3 separate regions of the Mus musculus genome follow, and all the other regions are linked to region 2. The links are chromatin loops, found by intact Hi-C in ENCODE. Cell type or tissue: left cerebral cortex. All regions are shown on one strand. Each heading gives the region's core, and the rest is flanking DNA. Links, peaks and the distances in the headings are about the cores only.

Region 1 (5,000 bases), core at 1-5,000, 220 kb before region 2:
CAAAAACAGTAAAATTTTTTTAATGCAAGGAAGTAAATAGACTGAACATAAGTACTCAAAACTGAGAGAATTTTCCTCCATAAAATGACAGAAGTCAAGCTACCTTATTCTGAATGCAATAATTGTGCTGTTTTGTTGCAAACATGATGAACATGAGATGGTCCACAGTCATGCAAGGGAAATTGTTGCAATCTGATTATGCATAGAAAAGAAAACAATAGTGTGTCGTTAGACTCTTATGGTAGACTGTTCTGGGTAGTTTTGCCTGTCAATGTGACAACTGGTAATCATAGCAAATAGAGTCTGAATGATAAATTATCTGGGTCATATTGGACCTGAGCATGTCTTTAGGGAACTGTCTGAGTGTTAATTAATGTAGGAAGACACAGAGGACTGTGGGCAGCACCATTCTCTAGGCAGGGGTTTCTGAGCATTATTAAGAGAGGACAATTATCTGAAAACAAGCAAGCAATTAAGGATCCATGTACTTAATCTCTCTCAGCTCTTTGTTGTGGATGTGATGTGTTAAATTTCTATCCTGACTGCACTACAGTAATGAACAGTAACCTTGACCTGGAAGCCAAATAACCCTACCCTCTTTAGACTGCTTCTTGTCAGAGTATTTGTTACCACAACAGAGATAAAACTAGAACACTGAACATTTTTCCAAATGGCAAAGGTTGTATTCACGGACAAAGCTTTCATTTAAGTTATTCTCATTCTGACATTCCGTTGATTTCTGAAGAGATTTTTACAGGTTCTGGGGTTTTTTTTTTAGATTTTTGTATTGATTGCTCTGGTTTATTTACTTATTTATTTGGGTTTTGTTTGTTTTGAGTCCCTCTGACATGAGTCAATATTGAGCACCCATCAGGATGCCAAACTTAGCTTTCTAGGATTTAAGTGAGCACTGTCAGGATCCTGCCTTTATCATTAAAATGTAATGACACCATTTCCCTCCACATTCCTTCTCCCCCTCCTCCTCCCATGCCCTGTCCCTCAATTCCTCTTAAATTCCTGGCCTTTACTTCTTTAATTATTATAATACACACACACACACACACACACACACACACATTTACTCTCAGTACTGGAGAGGCAGAGGCAGGCAGATCTCTATATTGACCTGGAAGCCTGGTCTACAAAGTGTGTTCCAACACAGCCAGGGTTACACAGAAAAAGCCTGTTTCAGTGGAAGAAAAGAAGAAGAAAAAAATACTTTTATTTATTTTAAATATATATTCATTTTATGCATCATATATAATATGCATATTTAGGCATAAATATATAAATACAACATGCTGAATCTGGAATTCCCTTACCATGATCAACAACTCAAAAGGGGGCTTCTCATGGCTGGTACTGGGGTTTTTATTAGACAGTCTATGGCTCTTGTAGGGAGCATTGTCAGCCCCTGTGGTTTAACTTCATTTAAACTACTTATGTATATGTGTGCACTTAAATGTATTATTTGTAACCTGGGGTACATAAAAAGTAATTATGATTCCTTATGGCTTTTTGAAGCATCTTTAGTATAATTTTCCCTTCTTCTAGCTCCTTCCACTCCTGAAAGTTTTTAAATATACTAAAATTCCTAAGTAGTTAAGAGCATCCCACCATCAGTGCACTTCAGAAAAAAAAAAAAAAAAGTCCTCTACAAGGCTGGTGGATGCAGACAAAAGGGAGCCCTTATCCACTGCTGGCAGGAATATAAACTAGTCCAGCCACTATGGAAATCAGAATGGAGAGTCCTCAAAAAGATCTAAAATTAGACCCAGCATGTGGCCCAACTGCACCAGTCCTCTGCATTTACCCAAAGGACTCCCTGTCAAAATAACACAGAAATCCTTGTACATTGGTGTTCACAGCAGCACTATTTACAGTAGTTGACAGATTATTCTAGAACAAAGGGATGGACAAAGAAATTGTGGTATATTTGCATAGTGAGTTCATTTATAAAAAACAAGGTTATATAGTTCATAGAAAAATGGATGCAACTGGAGCTACTTATATTCAGTAATTAAGTATACTAAGTCGGCTCCAGAAAGAAGAAAAATATTATATATTTCATTCATTTATGTTTGTTAGAATATCTATCTATCATCTATCTATCTATCTATCTATCTGTCTGTCTGTCTGTCTGTCTGTCTGTCTGACTATCCATCTATCTATTTTATATATATATATATATATACACACACACACACACATATGGCATGAGATTAATAAGAAGTGTTTCAGTGAAAAAAAGAGTCAATGGAAAGCAGAAGGGCAGGAAAGGGACTAAGATTAGGTAGGTTTGGGATGGGCAATGCTCAAAGAACATAATATTCTTGTATAAAAATGTCATTACATAATCTAGTGCCAGTAACAATGAAAAGCTTAGAGCCATACTATTTTTTTAAAGCAGCTTGGAATAAATTTATAACAAATTATCCTCTCTTACCACCCCATTCATCTAAAACTTGACCTAGGCATGAATCACAGACATTCTCTGCTTGGCCATGCTTTGATTAGTCTCCTGACCATCTTGAGGCTACCTGTGTACCCCCACTTGACCATTTATGTGGTCTTGGTGTTTGTATCTTTCTAAAGTTCATATTGAAACTCAATCACCTATGCAACCATGCCAAGAGCTAATAGCAATGGCGCATGCTCGGCTTGTGAACCTCCTCGCCTTGTAGATGGCTCAGGTGAATTTCTCAAAGGATCTAAGAGAGGAGGTCTTTCTTTTTCACGCCCCCACCTCCAGTGGTCCACCTTCCTCAGGGTACACTAAAGAGCATCTTAGAAACCAAGACCAGGATGTTTTCACGAGACTATAACCCTGCAATGCCCAGACCTTAAACTGTTGGCGTCTGAACAGTGAGAAACAAAATTCTGTTCACACAATGTTCATTTCTTTTTTAATGTATTTTTCTTTTAATGAAAATAGATTGCTTTCTGATACAATATATCTGATTATAGTTTCCATTCCCTCTACTCCTTCCATTGTTCCCCCTCCCTTCCTCTCTGGATCTACTCCTTTTCTATCCATAATGAGAAAAGAACAAGCTTCTAAAAGATAACAACCAAACAAGCAAAATAAAATATAATAAAATGAAGCAAAAATGATCATACTGAAGTTGGACCCAGCAACCCAACAGGAAGAAAAGAGTCCTAAGCTCAGGCACAAGGGTCAGAGACCCACTCATTCTCACAGTCAGGAGTTTCATAAAAATACTAAGCTAATAGCTATTATATATACACAGATGACCTGGTATAAACCTGTGTAGGCCCTGTGTTTGCTGCTTCAGTCTCTGTGAACTCATATGTACCTGGCTTAGTTCATTCAGAATTCATTGTTTTCCTGGAGTCTTTCATCCTCTCTGGCTCTTACAGTCTTTCTGCCTCCTCTTCCACAGGATCCCCTGAACTCTGAGGAAAGGGATTTGATGGAGACCTCCCATATTAGACATTGCTTAGGTGACCAAAAAACCAGAGACTAACAGAGACACTAGGATAAAACTAAACACTACTGATGTAAACATAATAATAATAAAGTGACTTCTAATTGCATTCTGCTGTACTCAGAGATTAGTGCCTTAGTCATTCATCACCAGATGGTTTACTCTGGAAGTAGATGAGAATAAATACAGAGACTACAAGTCAGATATTATGTGGAGAGAGAGTCTTGACAACGTACATTTCTTATAGAAACACAAAGAGACTAAGGCATCTGCGGTTTGCTCATTGTTGAGCCCAGGACTGAGGTTCCTTCTCCCTACTTGAAATTGTACTGAATAGAGTCAATGTTGAAGGTTGCCATTATTGAGTATTCTGATTATAGTTTCCGCTCCCTCTACTCCTCCCAATTCCTACCTACATCCCCTCCCCAATCCACTTCCTTTCTGTCTCTAATTAGAAAAGAACAGATTAGAAATGAGTGTGTCTTGACTCTTGGCCCCATCATTGAGACTATTTGCTACCCCATCTAAACTTGGCCACAGAGTCAGTGGGAAAGAACATAGATAGATATCATAGTCAGGCCATATATTCCTAGGCTCTACTGTCCACTGGTGGTCTGCCTTATACTTTCCCTTCTGTTTAAGGTGAGATGAAAAACTGGGTGTATGCCTCTGAAGCTAACAAGAGACAGTCTTGGAATACTGGAAAGTTTAGGGGATGGAACTAGTTGAGCAGTATATGTAAGGTCCTACATTCTGTCTGTAGGACACACACACAAATTAAATCATAATATGCATGTCTTGTGTCACACATCCTTGTAGTTGAATCTTATCAACTTCCCAACACACAGAAACACACACACACACACACACACACACACACACACACACACACACAAACACAAGTTAAATCATGGCATGCATGTCTTGTGTCACATATTCACGTACCTGAATCTTATCAATTTAAGGGAAATAGTTACCAAACTGATAGGTGGTAGTATTTAATCATCTAAGAGAAAGTTGCTTGGTTTTGTTTGTTTAATTTTAAATAGTACTGAAAATTTAATATTGTGAAAGTTCCCACTATTACGATTCTAACAGGTGACTGACTGATTCAGACTTTCTAACTGTAAGGAGTTGGGATGTTGCAGATGTAGGTTCAAATTTTCCTTCATCACTGCCCTCTGCGTCTAACCTAAAAACCTTGTGCCTATCTTGTTAAGCTGTTTCTTTAACTTTCTAACTTAACATATCATTAGATTATATTAACCCAAAGGCTACACGTACCACAGAATCCAGATATAGCCCTCTTGGTTCCTTCTCTAGCCTTCATGTCTGCCTGCACACTACCATGCTTCCCTCCATGATGATGATGGACTGAGCTTCCAACCCATTAAGATAGTCACAATGAAATGTTTTCTGCTATTAAGAGTAGCTGTGAGGGCTGGAAGATGGCTCAGTAGAAAAGAGCATTGACTGCTCTTCCAGAGGTTGTGAGTTCAATTCCCAGCAACCACGTGGTGGCTCATGACCTATAATGGGATCCAATGTCCT
Region 2 (10,467 bases), core at 1-5,000:
ATTATAAATATAAAGGTTTTGTGTCTTTTGGGGTGAACTAAATGACCTAGTGGGGTACAAACCCTCAAATAATATTCACCATAACACCAACCTGTCAAAATCAGACACCCTTCAGAGTACTTGGTAGTGCTGTTTCTAAGTCCCACCAACAAGACTGTGGGAAGCAGGAGTAGCTTTTACAGAACGGACTCATTGAAAACAGCCGACTCTGTGCTTTCCATGTGGCCGGACTTTGGGGTATAACTGTGTGGACACTATGAGGTGGCTTGCTTTGCTGGCACTCAGCATGGGGGAAAAGCCAGGAGATGTGCTAGTTGATGACTTCAGAATGTCCTCTGGCCATTTACACACCTTGATCACCAAAACTGGTTCATTTCTTTCTCAGCAGGCTTTAAGAATTAAATATTTTCTAGCGTGTCTTTAATCCTGTGAGCATTTCAGTGAATTCCAATGAGAGCTGAACATCTCTGACCTTCTCTCTGTTAAGCACCATATCCCCCACTCTACAGAGTTGTTCATGCCTACAGGGGCTCTGATGAGGAGAAACCTCAAGCCATCAGCTGGTTTTCTCAGAGAATGAGGCTCTCTGTGTCCTAGCACCTGGGGCTAAGAACGAAAAAGAGTTTCCTTCTACCTTGAAGCAATATTTCATTGCAGGTGGGAGCCTTCGAAGAGCTTAAGAAACAAAGCTCCTGTCCTAGTTTGTCTATGTGTGTGCCTTAATGTCACTTCTCTAAAAAGAGGCTGTGAGGGAACACACTGAGAGGGATTTGTCCTAACTGGGTCCAGGCTCATTTCCATTCCGACTTCCAGACAGGAGTCAAATGTCAGTTCCACACCAAGAGGCTTGTCCTCAGGCATGTCACTTTTCTGAAGTTAACAAGGAATCAGTGAAAAGTCTAATCATTTTAAAGTTCAGTCTTTCATCTTCACTCAGATCTTCAGAGGCATATATAAACGTATCTGCACCAGTCTCTCGTGTGTGTTAAAAAGCTATGGCCAATAGGAGTTACAGTAGTCCAGCAGCCTAAAACCAAATCCATGCATTGCTGACTCTTCTTTACTAAATATTGTTCACAGAACTCCCAAAATAGTTGAAAATCTGAAGATGGTGAAGTCTACTCATAAAATGACGCTCTATTTACACGTGACATTCACAAACGCTTCTAATCATTCCCGTGTGAGTAGTTCTACACGTCTGCTGCGTAAATGGTTATTACAAGGTATTGGTTAGGGAATAAGGGCAAGAAGAAGCCTGTACATGCTCAAAACCTTTTTTCCTAATCAACAGCTACTTGGAACTGTAAATATGGACATGAAAGAACAACTATCCATGTGTGTGAGAGATCTTGATAATCTTGTAGCATTGCTTTTGCGATTAAGCTTCTCCTAGACTGATCTTAAACTGAATTCTATTTCATGAATACCCGGCTGGCTAGAAAATTAAATTAAGCCATCCACAAATTCCAGAACAGTTGTGGATTTTACCTAAGCAGAATATTCACCACAAAGAGGAATTTAGGATATTTAATACCCCTTTCACCCAGTAAGGAGAATGCAGTTCACTACCTGTAAAACCGTACTTGTACAAAGGATATTTCAGAACTTTTAAATATTCAAGTACTTTACATAGTTAGAAGCTGTATCGGGAATGTTAATTGTATCACCTTGCAAAGCAAAATAAAACAAGAAGAGGTAGGATGAATTACTTGGATGGCTGATGGCTACACTGTGCCTTTAGGATCTAACAAATTATTCCAGAGCAAAGTCACTTGGGGACTGTAGAATTGGATAGGTAGGTAGCTAGTCCTCACCAGTCCCCTGCTACATGCCTTTCTCCTGCCTTCCCTTTCTTTTCTTCCCCTGGTCTCCTCTTCTCCTGCCCTCTGCTCCACTAGTGCAGAAGCAGCAGGTCTGCGGCTCCATGGTCCTCCCTGACCCAACAGTCAACTGTACACAGGCAACATACTCACTGCCGTGTTAACTATATACACTCCTATATTCCTGCACAGTCCCAGAAAACTTGGCTACTTCAAGGGCAGGGAATATAAGGAGTCTCATTCTCCCTCTAGTGGTGAGAGGCGTTATCTGAAATTGCATAAGCTTCTTCCTCAGTGGCTAGGTAGGGCAGGTGGGAGTGCTGGGGATGAAGGCAGGGAAAGCAGGCCTGTTCTCTACCTCTCCTCCATGAAACCCCAGCTCTATCGTTGGCACAGGATGCCACAGTGGTCCCTTTTCCCCAGCTGCCAGCACTGTGCCTCTCCCAATCCAGAAGATGAACCCTTGCCCTACGCAGTGCCCTGAGAAAAGCTAATCTCACCTCAGGGGACCCACAAGCAGGTGGATGAAATGGGATTTCCTTTCTCTTCAAAATTCTACATGGGGCTATATATAACCTTCTGAGCACTCTGCGGCTCAGATTGCTGGATCCTAAACAGCATTGCTGCAATTAGCTTTTCCTTAAAAATAAAACAAACACATGCTCACTCCCCAGACAGTATCTTCAATCCTTACACCTTCTCATCATCAGAATGGCAGAGACAACATTCAAAGGTGTTTTCAGTATCAAAAAGAACTCCTGAACCCCCCAAATCAGTAACCATTGAAAGGAAGCACTGCATTTTCCTGTGCAATAAGCTCAGCCATGAGTGTCAGGGGCACCCCCTGTTGTAGGCAGGCACCCCCCACTGCAAAACCACAGAGCATCCTGTCGGAACTTATCTACAAGGGAACCATACCAGCTAGGCATCTTGAATGCTGAAGAGAATCCTCTAAAAACTAAAAAATAGATTGAAAGATGGATGGACCATTCAATTATTTACATGTTTGTAAAAACCCGTTTTTAAAAAAAATAGTAACCTCCTCAAAAGTGAGACATATAGCAATAAATACAAAATGGGTTCTTTTTAAACTGAGTTACAATCATAATTACCAAGACTGAAAACTCAATAGAGTGCATATTACATTAGTATGTGCACCTTGGCTGGAAAGGAAAGATGAAGAATCCTTGGAGATTGTGTGTCTTTGGGAATCTTCAGAAACCAGAGTGCTCCATCTTCTCTGGGAACATACATAATGATGAGGGAAACAGGCAGCTTTCCTTCCAGAACCGCAACTATAAATCTAAATAACTGACTGAACCCTGAACTGCAAGCTAGGTTTTTGAGTTGATGGCTATGGCAAGGGACTGGGTGATGGGACTGTAGCTTTCCTGATGCTTCTGGTGGTATCTGCCTCTAAACTAAGATTCCTCCAGGCACAATCTCCTTCAAAAGACACTTTCCACTGCACTTTCTAACTCCCTCCCTGGAGAGAAGAAACTTTGGTGGAGAGGCCTCGGATCCTCTGCTTCCTGAATGACTGTTCAAGTCTCCAGTGTCAATTCAGGAAAAACAAGTCCTGGCCGGTGGGGCAGGACTTTATTTATGGTTGCAGTAAGAATTTGGGAAGCCCTCTCTCATAGTTTGGGGGGGGGGGTTATTAGGCTGTCGTCCGAGTTCCAGTATTTCACAAATGTGAATGAAATAAAAGCCTGTGACAGCTATAGGACCTGTGACCCTCAGGGATAGCTCCTTTCTAATTTGCTTTCTAAGCCAGGGAATTGAGAAATGTCAAAACAAGTGTGTTCTGGGAATGGGGTGTCCTCCAATTCCTAGGGTGACAGTTGGGGAGACAACCAGGAATTTCCAAAACTCAGGTTAGTTCTGCAGGAGCTAATCAGAGCACCAATCTAGGAGGTGGAATTAAACCATGTCAGCATCTCTAGTTGTGTTTATGGCAACAGGCTTTAACCCTTCTGGTGCCACTGTCCTTCTTCTGAGCCCTTCTCTGTCTGCGGGGTGAATCTTCTGTTAGCTGACTGGTGCTGGTTTGGGGTATTCACAGTGAGATAATTTCTTACAGCTTCAAGAAGCTTCCATGTGAACCGCAACCTGATTCTTTAATAGAGATGGGGTGCTTGTGTGTGCTGCTGTAGGACCTGGAGAAGAAGCAGGGCTCTTCCTGACCACCTGCCCCAGCCCCCTCCACTTTCCTCCTGCAAATTACCTCTTCTGTAATCTATATAGGGTGGTTGAGAAAACAGAATTCCTGGGTCCGGAGGTTTCTTTTCAGTGCTGGAACATATAGAGTGTTAACCAATGCATGTCAGAAAGCCCTTGGATAACTGATGAGAAAGATAAGGCTACTGCCTCATCATTTTGATTTCCCAAGTCCCTTGAAACCACCACATCCTATAATCACCCAAACAGTCCCCACACAAACCGGCTTGCAGAGGGCTGTGGCGGCCTTGGAGCTGAGGTCTGGACCTGGGGGAGACCTACAGGTGAGGAGGTGAGGTGCGGGAACCTTCCCTCTTCTGCAGCCCAGTGGACGGCGCGCACCTGGGACTGGCGGCCGGCAGACGGCGCCCCCCGCCGCCCTTCCGCCCCCGCCGGCCTCTTGGAAACGCCTGGGAGCCACTTACCGAGCATGCAAGCCCGAGAACAGGCAGAGGAGAAGCAGCAGCTTTGCAGCCATGGCTCTCCGGGAGCGGGTCCGAGGCCTCTGCAGGGCTTGGTCTCTACTTGCTCCGGCGCCTACTAGACTCCCACGGGCTGCAGCGCCCAGGGTTCTGCGGACTGGGAGGGACAGGTGTCTGCTCCGAGCGCCGCGTCCCCGACGGTCCGGCTCTGCGGGGCGCACACGAGCTGGGGTGCGTCCGCTCTCGGGAGCGATCAGCACGGGGAAGGGGGGGCAGCAGGTGGCCGGGCACCCTCCTCCCGCAGCCCGAGCCCCCCACCTCCCGGGCCGGCTCGGGGCTCTGCGCTGGGGCAGCTGCGCTCCGAAGCGTGGCGGGAGGTCGCGGTTGCCTCGGTGGTGCCCGCCGGCCGCGGCGGGGAGGAGTTTCCCCAATTAACACGCTTGGCAATGCCAGGCGAAGGCAGCGAGGTTTGAATGGACTCGGAGTTGGGAGGTCGGGAAGGGGGCGGGGCTGGTGGGTGGGAAGGAGAGCTTGGGGATCCCGCAAGGAGGCGCAGAAGGGGCCTGGGGACTGGCCCGTGTCATCGATGGAGTCATGGGCACTGGTAGTTTTACTGCAGCGCACCCACCCTGCTTGTCCCCTGTGCCGTGTGCCTTCTCTTAGGGACGCCATTGCAAGTAAGTGAGATGGTTTGCCAAAAGGCGATCTTCTCTAGGGTGGTGCTTGCTTACCTGAACTCCCCCTGGTGCTCATAACTGTGGCTTGCTGGGGAAGTCCCAACAATGTCCCCTTTTCGCAGAAAAGAGAGACTAAAACACTATCAGTAATTAGTAGAAGTGAAATGTTTAAGGCCAGAGAGAAGGCACCGGAGCCAGAAAGCAAAGGACCCTGTTGGATGGGACTGACGTTATTTTCATGTTCCAAACTGAAATTGCTTGTTTTTATTTGTAGGATCGTTTAGAAAGCTAATCTTTTGGCATGCAAACATTAACTTCAACACAAATAGGAATTTTACTTCCATAATTAAAAAAAAAAAAACCTTAGAAATATATTTTCAACTACTAATCATAGACACGACAGTTTCGTTAATACTGGATGCTATAAAGTACTTCCCTTGCAGCCAATTTGCCACCATCATTATAAGTAGCTATGCCTGCTTGCAGGAATGCATCAAGTTTGGGCCTGTGGATTGCTGGCTTTCTTTCACAGAAGGAGGGGTTGGGAAGGTCATTGGATCCTCACCTGATGTCTAAACACTTCTCCCAGTCATTTCTTTGCAATTTTGCCCCCCATTGCCAATAGTCTGTGTCTAGGGGAAGGAGGTACTAGAACACATAGGCTTGGAAAAACTAGAGCAAGGAGATGAAGAGACCATTAATCATGTTAAGTGAAGTTGTTTTGTGAGCACCCAAGATCCTGTCAGCAACCTCTTACCTCTGTAGGGTATGGCCAATAAACTCCAGGTCCACAGGCTAAACTGTGTGGGGGTGAACACTGTTTTGTTGTTAGGGCCCAGGAGGAGGGTGTTGACAATGCTCCTATCTCCCCAAGAGAAGGGATTTTAGAAACACTGACAGTAAGCTTTTTCATAAAATACAGAGAGAAGCAGGTTGAAGCTCTTGGGAATTCCCTCCCTTGTCTCTAGATTCTCAGGTTAAGAATCGTAAGCCTGCTGGAGGCTGGAGGCTTTTCTTGATAATAGCATTGCTTTTAACTAAGGATTGTGCTATCTTGGTTAATCCCAGGCCACTGCCTTCTTCCTGTGTCACCCAGCTCACCCCAATCAGGACATTTTTTTATCACCCCTCTTTACCTGCACTTATATAAGTCTGAATGCCTATGTCCCATGGAGATTCCTAACAGCCAACACCTACCTTCCTTCTTGAAGTTTCTATCAAACTCTCCTTCATCTCTAATTTCTGTACCATACAAAGGAACCCTTCAGAATCTAGTCAAAGGATGGTGCACAAGCATCCTGAGTCTCTAAACAAATGCAATCATGACTCAAATTTTCACTCCAAGGACTGGTTTCTAGGATCGCTGGGAATGCTAAATCTGTTACAGAACACGTGTTAAGATTTTCATAGACCTCTGGTATGGTTTAAGCCATCTCTAGATTATTTGTAATGTCTACTATGTATAAATGTCATGTAAGTAGTTGTTATGGTTGTTTATGGAATAAGAGAAATGCCTGTCTGGTAGTGATATGCTTTTTAAAGACAATATTTGTATTCAAGTGTGTTTGAACCCAAAGAAGCAGAATTCATAGTTACAGGAGAGCCACCTGCCTGTCATCACCACCTAAGTTTAAAAGATATTCTGTAAGAAAACTAAAAAGTAAATGTAGCAGTCTTTCATGCTTGCATTTTTGACATAGTTACAGGAACATAGGTAAAAATAATGTCAGGCATGGTTCCATGGGAGGAGCCAAGAGTCAGTGTGGTTGATTCATTCAAATTTTCACAGAATAATCCCACTGCATAAGTAGAGAAGAGTCCCAGGAGGTTAAATACCACCCCCAAGGCTAAGATCTGCATAATCACCCTTAGTCGCTGTGTCCATTGTCCTTAGAACACGAAGCAGGGCAGACACTCATTGAGTCTTCCTGTTATGCTATATTCTCATCAGTTTTTTTCAGAACATGAGTTGTTTACAATCTATTATACAGTACGGACAGACTGGCATTTGGATGGCTCTGTAAAATGTCAGCATAATGAGAGGTGTCCTGGGATTATATGTGTCTGTATTTATCACAACCTGTCAGTGGAATAGATGTGAGACCTGTGTACAGCCCCATGCTGGCAGGGTTTATTCTTTTCTTTGCTGCATAGGTTTGATGTGCTATTATTATGAATGAGTGACACCTGACCTCTTCTGAAGTTTGGAATGCTTTGCTCCACTTATTGGACACAATGGGCCAGCTTTACAGAGCTGAATATTTTACTGTAGAAAGCCTCCATGGTACAGCCTGGGGAAAAAATATTTTATGCTAAATGAGTCAGGAGGGATGAGGTATTCAAAGCAAGCTTTCTGAACATAAGTAGGAAAGCAAACTGCAAGGTCAAGAATCTTCAGAGCACCAGCTGTTAGCCTTTGATTTTCCTCCGTTGCCTAAACTGACCGGGCTGGGGTGCTTTGCTGAGCACGCACACTGCACCGTATACCCTCGCTGCTGGCCAGCTTCCTATCTTCGGCACCTGAGAAACTTAACAGCTCCATTTGGGTGAGCAAAATTCACTTCTCTTTTCCTCTGTAGGAAAATAAACAGGAGGGGGAGTTGCAGGGGAGGGAGGCTATGCGAAGAAAAGAAAGAAAATTCTGGAAAAAAAAAACCACTGGTACTTCATACTAAGACCTAAGTAAGGCTTGTGAGTCGCTCTACAAACCTTGAGAGCCAACAAAGCACTTGTTCAGACAGCTACAATGCTTGGGGGAAGACCTGGAGGTCTGTTGCAGTTTGAGGGCTCAGCTATAGCTCCTCTAGGCAGGAGGTGTGAACGCCTGAGAAGCAGAGCTGGCTGCCTTAGCTTGGAGATCCTCTTGTGGCTTCTTGGAGAAATACCTCTCAGGATTCCCTCTGCAGCCTCACTTCACCTCTTACCAGCCCAGCGCCAGCCATACATTCTGGGTTTAAAACGAAAACCCCAGAAAGCCACATAACAAAGATGAGCAGAAGATGTGGCTTTCTGGGTTTTAGTTTTAATCAAAATCTCCCTTGCTCCAAAATTATACTTCTAAATTATGATGTTTCATGCTTCATGAGCAAATATTCAACTCAATCAAAATCTTATCTTCACTAGGAATAGTGAAGATAAGATTCACATCAGAAATGCACTAATCTTTATAGCATGCTTCTGTGGCCTTTTAACACATATTTACAATGTACGAATAAAAGTACCATCTGCCCACCATCTACATGACAGTGTCAGAGTCTACTACCACAGTATCTGAGCTCCAGAGTCACTATTCAATCTGCCACAGGGGGCTGGCTTGCCTGCTTTTGCACCTGACATTATACAACCAGAAAACATGTGAAAACATGTTCTAAATAATCTCTCGTTTAGTCTTCTGTGAGTTGTGCCTATTCTGTTGAAACAATCAGTCTTGAATTTTTTCCTTATATATAGTACTCGTTGACTATGAGAGTATTCTATTCCTTATTTACAATGATGAAGGACATTTCTGTATCTGACCTCTAGTGCAAATACATGCTCATTTTTCTTTCTTGTTTGACTAAAAAAAATCTCTAGGTCATAAAGGCATTTGTTTACCGGTAATTAAATTTTTTTCACCCGAAATGCATAAAGCAGTGTGTCCCCAGGCTACCACTTTGTGTCAGCATTTAAGAAATGTAACCTTGCTATTCTTATTTTTATAATTACAACTTTTATTGAAAATAGTTTTTTTTTCATATATTTTGACTAGAGTTCTCTCCCAACTTATCTCCCAGATCCTTCTCATCCTCCCAGTGGACAAATCCACATCCTTTATTCTCTCTTTCATTAGAATACAAACAGACATCTAAAAAGTAACAAAATAAAAACAAACAAGAATAGGACTAACAAACAAATAGAAAAAATATAAAAAATAAATATAAACAGCACAAGAAACACATACAGGCACAGAAATGCATACTTTTTCACATATCTAAAATCTTTAAAAACACAAAAGAATAAATGGATGGATGAAGAATATACAGTACACAGCTAAGCATCAGGCAGAGATCAGGGAATCCCATGGAAGATGGGGAGAAAGATTATAGGAGCCAGCACGGTCAAGAACACAGAATCAACTAGGCAGGGTTCATAGGGGCTTACAGAGAATGAAGCAACAAAGAGGACCTGCATGGATCTGTCCTAGGTACTTTCCATAAAAGTTATGGTTGGTTATGTGGAAGCTGTCTTTGACACTTGCCTGCATTTGGGACACCTTTCCTCCAACCGGGTGGTCTTGTCCAGCCTTGATATAAGGGTGTGTGCCTGGTCTTATTGTAACTTGTTATGCCATGTCCAATTGTTATCTCTAGGAAACCTACTCTTTTCTCAAGGAAAACAAAGGGCACTTGTGGTAGACACACTGGGAGGAGAGGAAGGAGAGGAAAATAGGGCCAGAATGTATTGTATGAGGGAAGAATTTTTTTTAAAGCGGTACATTTACACAATGAAATATTACTCAGCAGTTAAAAAATGAAATTGTGAAATCACAGGTAAATGAATAGAGCTAGAAAACAATTATCCTGAGTGGAGTAACCCAGACCCCAAAAGACAAATGGACAGCCACAAGAACAGAATGCCAACTTTAACAACAAAAATAATAGGAAGCAACAATTACTTTTCCTTAATATCTCTTAATATCAATGGACTCAACTCCCCAATAAAAAGACATAGACTAACAGACTGGCTACACAAACAGGACCCAACATCTTGCTGCTTATAGGAAACGTATTTGCTTATATGCGAATGTTAGCTGTAGTGGCTGGTTTTGTGTGTCAACGTGACATAAACTGGAGTTATCACAGAGAAAGGAGCTTCAGGTAAGGAAATGCCTAATGAGACCCAGATGTAAGGCATTTTCTCAATTAGTGATCAAGGGGGGAGGGCCCATTGTGGGTGGTGCCATTCCTGGGCTGTTAGTCTTGGGTTCTATAAGAGAGCAAGTTGAGCAAGCCAGGGGAAGCAAGCCAGTAAGTGACATCCCTCCATGGCCTCTGCATCAGCTCTTGCTTCCTGACCTGCTTGAGTCCCAGTCCTGACTTCCTTTGGTGATCAACACCAATGTGGAATGTGTAAGCTGAATAAACCCTTTCCTCTCCAACTGCTTCTTGGTCATGATCTTTGTGAAGGAATAAAAACCCTCACTAAGGCATTAGCTTTTAATGAGCAGGCTACAATCTCTATAACCACAGTGGTTGGCAATAGAGTAAGGGAATAGGCAGAGGGAATGATCTCCCTAGGAAGAGAAAACAGAACGAATAGTTTTAAATCTCCTAAAGCAGTGGTGGGAGG
Region 3 (5,000 bases), core at 1-5,000, 90 kb after region 2:
CCTATCCTCTTCTCTTGTCTGGATGCATCACCCCCAATGTCTGCCCTTTGGATGGTGATCCCACAGGACACTATCTCCACAAAACAGCAGGTTCTTTGCTTCAATCCCAGTGAGTGTTGATGCTCTCTCTCACCAGCCTGGCCTGTACATATCTCAAAGGTGCAGAGTTCTGGATAACCATGATTAGCCTTCTCTTAAGTATTGAAGGCCATGTCTTCTCTTGGACCTGGTATCAGACAGCTTACACAGAAGGCTGTTGCTGGCCTCTGCCAATTCAAAGGGCAATCCTCTTCTCCTATGTTCTTCTTAATGTTTTTGAGTACTATCAGAGGGAAACAACCCATGATCATTGACTGGCCTTACTAACAACACTGTGTGGGATACTGTGGAAAAACTTAGCTTATGGTGGAAAGAAATCAAACTTCAATTATCAAAATTAGCCATGTATTATTCTTCTGCTAGATGTCTATGAATGTACTCACAGTTCATTCGGATATTCATGTTTGAAATGCTTTAGAAAAACCCCTTCATGTTAACAGAATGTAGTATCAAAGCTTTAATGTTCCTCAAAATACTCTAAGACGACACCTTGATCTAAAAACTCTAAAACTCCCTTTGAATCTCAGATGTATGGCTTTTTGTATGCTCATATGACTAGCACAAAGCCACTGAGACTACTGCCTGTGACATGTGTGTATGGCCATGATCAGGACTTGACTCTCAAATCTGCCTGAATTTCCAATAGATCTTGGTAGAGTGACATGAATTAGCCTAAAGTGCCTAGTTCTGTTCACAGTTAGCAACTGGCTGCTTGAAATGTGGTGTCTTATTCAGTGTCTTGTTGCTGTGAAGAGACACCATGTCCCAAAGCAACGTTTATAAGGACAACATTTAATTGGGGCTGGCTTAAAGTTTCAGAGATTCAGTCAATTAATATCACGGTGGGAGCATGGAATCATGCAGGCAGACATGATGCTGGAGGAGCCAAGAGTTATACATCTTGATCTGAAGGCAACCAGGAGAGATACTCTCTATTCCACACTGGGTGGGGCTTGAGCATAGAACCTCAAAGCCCACCTTCACAGTGACAGATTGTATTCAATAAGCCTATGCCTACTCTAACAAGGCCATTCTTCCTAATAGTGGCACTCCCAGGGCCAAGCATATTCAAATCACCACATGTGGTAAATACACTGGAGAGCAGAACCACTGAATTCAGTTTTCTTTAGTTTCTCAAGATTCATAATTTGACTTTACTCTTTTAAAAGTGTGTGTGTTGGGGGGGCACAGGGGTGAGTGATGGGTATGTGTTCTAGCCTGTATGTACTCTCCTAGGCTAAAAGATGGCCTCAGATTCTCCAAGGCTGGAGCTACATGAGATTATCAGCTGTCTATTGTAGATATTATGAACCAACTCTGGTTCTCAGCCAGAGTAAGACACTCTGTTAACCACCAAGCCATCTAATCCCATCTTTACTTTATAAATGCTATAGAAGGCTGGTCTGTAGTGCATCTAGGAAAAACCAATTAAAAAAAAACCTTGAGATTTGAATTTTTTTAAGGAACAGGAAAGGAGGCATGTCCGACTCTGCAACATACCTCTTCATCAGCACCAAGGGCATGCTTAGTCATTTTCAGGTAAATTTCAAAATCTCCCAGCCACTCCTCCCATCGATCATTTGGCTGACATTTATAGGTCATCTCAGGCTCAGGAGGCATGGATGGAATGCAGATAGCGCTGTGCATGACATATACTCATCAATTTCTAACAACTAAAATGCCTAGCCACATCCTTAATTTGTTAAATTCATGAGGCCGGATTCTTTGTGTTTTTCTACAGTATGGGAGGTTAGGACTTTTCAGCAACCTTTGACCTTGACACAGAACTCTGGTGTTGCCACTGCCTAGAAAGCAGGCACAGTCCAGTTGCACACCAGTGAACCAGTGATGACCAAGGCTGGCTCCCTCAGGTGCTCTCCAGAATCCTAGCATCTTATTTCCCCTGAAAGCCCTTCAGTGAAACCTGCTGCAGTGCTGCTAACTCAGCATCTGGCTCCTCAAGCTGGCCTACTTTCCCCTCCATGTATGTATTCATGGCACCATCTAGTGGCTGTGATTTTCAGCCCTGTTGTCTAACTAGAGAGCACTACCCAAGTTTCTTGGGATTTATATAGAACAGGCAGGTGGGCTGTTGGCTTTCCTAGATAAATGTGTCCCTATAGTTCATCATGATCTGCTTACCTTTTCTATGGATGGAGATAATGCTATCACAAATTCCACCATGAGTTTTTATTTCTGAAACACCTCGTGCAAAAGAGAACCATATAAGGTTCTGTGAATTAGTAAGAGACCAGCTCAGATGGTTCCTTCTATTCAGGCATAACTGTCTGCCAGGGAATTTTCTTCTGAAGCTGGGACTAAAAGACTGAAGCTGAAACCCTGACGAGCTTGAGACCCAGCACTGACCACCTTCTTTCCCACTAGACATTCCCTAGAACCTCGAGGAGGTTGCAGTCCTATGTTTAAGAAGATCCTCAATAGGCAGGGAATGCCATGATAGCAGCCAGACAAGAGCAACACATTAAGCTGAGATGATCCATAGCCTTGGAGATGGGGTGAGTCTAGGCAGACAAACAGGTAAGAACAGTGCAATTGTGCATCTTCTCAAATGCCCAAAGCACTGATGGGCTACACTGAATGGATGCATTGACTATGGAATCACAGGACACCCAGAAGGATTCTAGACTTATTTTTCAGAACAAGAAATATATATATGTGAGAGTTGCATTCTTAGAATTCCTTTGTTTTCACATTGTTTTCATCAAATATAAGCTCAAATCTTCACATAACTGGAAGAAACTAATCATTGAGCAGATTTGCAAAGAAAACAAGAATCATATATTTGTGTTTCTGTGTGGTTTTGTGTTTGTGTCTATTTGTATGTTTGTGTGTCTGTGTATCTTTATACATTTGTATATTTTTATGTTTGTGCATTTGCCTGTCTGTCTATGTGTGTTTTCAGAAACTGTATGACTACTTACAGATTTAGTAATACACTGTTTGGTGACATGTGAATCATAGAAAAAGTGAAGAAGGAAATGAAAAACTTCCTAGAAATAAATTTAACTGAAAGTTCAACTTATTAGAACTTTTTAATGACAAATTGATGGGAATAGTAAAAACTAAGTTTATAGCTATGAACGCCTACAATGAAAGTCAGGTGTAAGGGAGAACATGGGATTCTGTACTTATAACTCCAGCAGTAGAAAGGTCGAGCCAGGAAGGTGGACTTTAGTTTACACACATACAGTGAAAAGCTATTTTTAAAAGTAGAGCAAAATAAAAACCAGAAAGATCACAAGTAAATTATTTATAATACACACCAAGGTAGTATTAAAATATATAAGCTGAACTTAAGGTAGTAGGCACTAAGAAATAAGGAAAATCAGTCAGAAGATAATAGAATGAAGATGAAAATAAAACCTCAAAGACCTAATAAAGCAAAATAGAAACTCCAACCCTAAACACCAGTTCCACAGACAGAAACAATCTATCATCCCTACTGGGACTTATTTTCCCACTTAATCCTACAAAACCCACCACTGAAAGGAGAAAGAGGACTTACCATTTCCTAATAAAAATCTAAAAGAAAAACTCAACCAATGAACTAGTTCTACAATTACAAGTCCCAGTACAGAAGACAAACTTCATAAGAAACAAAGACATCATATCATCTTCACAAATTGTTACTTCCAAAATGATAGTATCTAATGAAATGATTAATAGACAAAAAATACAAAGCCGAAAGGGCCTGAAATGATGTATTCCAAGTTCTGGAAGACCACCATTATTAACTCAATTATTTTTCTCTGCAAAAACTAACTGTTAAAATTGAAGGTTAAAATGAAAACCTTTCATGATAGCAATAGGTAAAGAAACTTGTGGCTACTTGTGTCTGAAGACAAAGAGAAATAGATCACAAGCATAAATTAGAGTTCATGGAAGAGGTCTAAGAACACATCACAAAATGATAAGTTGACAAGAATTAAGAGACATCATTCAAAGTAATTCTTAATATTAACAGTCTCAATTAGATAAAAAAAAAATAGACACACAGACCAGCAGACTGCATCAGTGAACAGGATCGATCTTATTGTTGCCACCAAGAAATTTACCTCACCATACATGTTAGGCACCACTTTTAATACTTTACCCAGTATTGGACAAGGGTATTCCAAGCAAATGAAACCAAGAAATAGCAGTCGCAGCTATTCTTACATGGGAAAATAGACTTCCAAGACGGCTCACTTCATACTCACTGAAGGAATGAATCAATGAAAAGGGTATTCCAATCCTAAACATAGATTCACCAAACACAGGTGAACCCAATTCCATACAAGCAACGCTAACAAATTTAAAAGCACAGAGTATCTCCAAGACACTGATAGTGGGTGACTTCAATACCCCAGTCTCACCAATACACAGGACATCTATAAAAACAAAACAAAACAAAACAAAACAAAAAAAACAAAACAAAACAAAACAAAACAGAGATTCTCTGGAGTTGAATTACATCATAAATTAAATGGACCTAACAAACATTTACAGAATATCTCACCCAAACTCTAAATACACTAATTTCTTTTCAGCAGCCCATAAAATATTTTTGAAGTCAATTACATATTATGACATAAAACAAATCTTAGTAAAAATAGGAAACGAATATAACATCCTTCATCATATCTGACCACAATGGAACAAATTTGAATATCAACAATAGGAACTACAGGAAGGGCATAAACTCATGGAAACTAAACAAGACAGTATGAAGGATCATTGGGTTAGGAAAGAAATCAAAATGGAAATTTGAAATTTTGTAGAATTGAATGAAAATGAATATACAAAATATCAAAATCCATAGGAATAAGTGAAGATAGTCCTAAGAGGAAATGTTATAGCAAAATTTTCTCAGATATATCAAATTAATAACTTAATGATTC

The links. Peaks named below come from ENCODE experiments on the same cell type or tissue, not always from the same donor. Only the 100,000 strongest peaks of a DNase experiment are listed, where the experiment ranks them.
Region 1: a loop joins it to region 2, with 4 times the contacts of the local background. A loop is called at or near these places in 3 of 42 quality-filtered maps.
Region 3: it touches region 2 in a loop (3-fold over the local background); 2 of 42 quality-filtered maps call a loop at or near these places.

Annotation. Positions count from the first base shown.
Region 1 is chr7:57,159,400-57,164,399 of GRCm38, forward strand. All of the region lies in intron 3 of Gabrg3 (gamma-aminobutyric acid (GABA) A receptor, subunit gamma 3), which reads right to left. Among named protein-coding and RNA genes, the nearest start is that of Gm39017, 140 kb to the right of the region's middle. In left cerebral cortex, for the core only: no CTCF peak of the experiment used is centred there; no DNase peak of the experiment used is centred there.
Region 2 is chr7:57,382,256-57,392,722 of GRCm38, forward strand. It overlaps Gabrg3 (gamma-aminobutyric acid (GABA) A receptor, subunit gamma 3), which reads right to left and starts at 4,960. Exons shown (of 10, transcript NM_008074.3): 1 at 4,466-4,960. The coding sequence starts at 4,518. Gm9962 (predicted gene 9962) reads left to right here and starts at 5,017. Exons shown (of 3, transcript NR_033504.1): 1 at 5,017-5,139. In left cerebral cortex, for the core only: CTCF peaks have their summits at 2,072 and 4,414; DNase peaks (open chromatin) are centred at 2,072, 2,634, 3,166, 3,929 and 1 more place; H3K4me3 peaks cover 3,451 bases; H3K27ac peaks cover 3,024 bases.
Region 3 is chr7:57,472,266-57,477,265 of GRCm38, forward strand. The region is part of intron 6 of Gabra5 (gamma-aminobutyric acid (GABA) A receptor, subunit alpha 5); the gene reads right to left. Among named protein-coding and RNA genes, the nearest start is that of Gabra5, 35 kb to the right of the region's middle. In left cerebral cortex, for the core only: a CTCF peak has its summit at 2,107 (motif pointing left); a DNase peak (open chromatin) is centred at 2,088.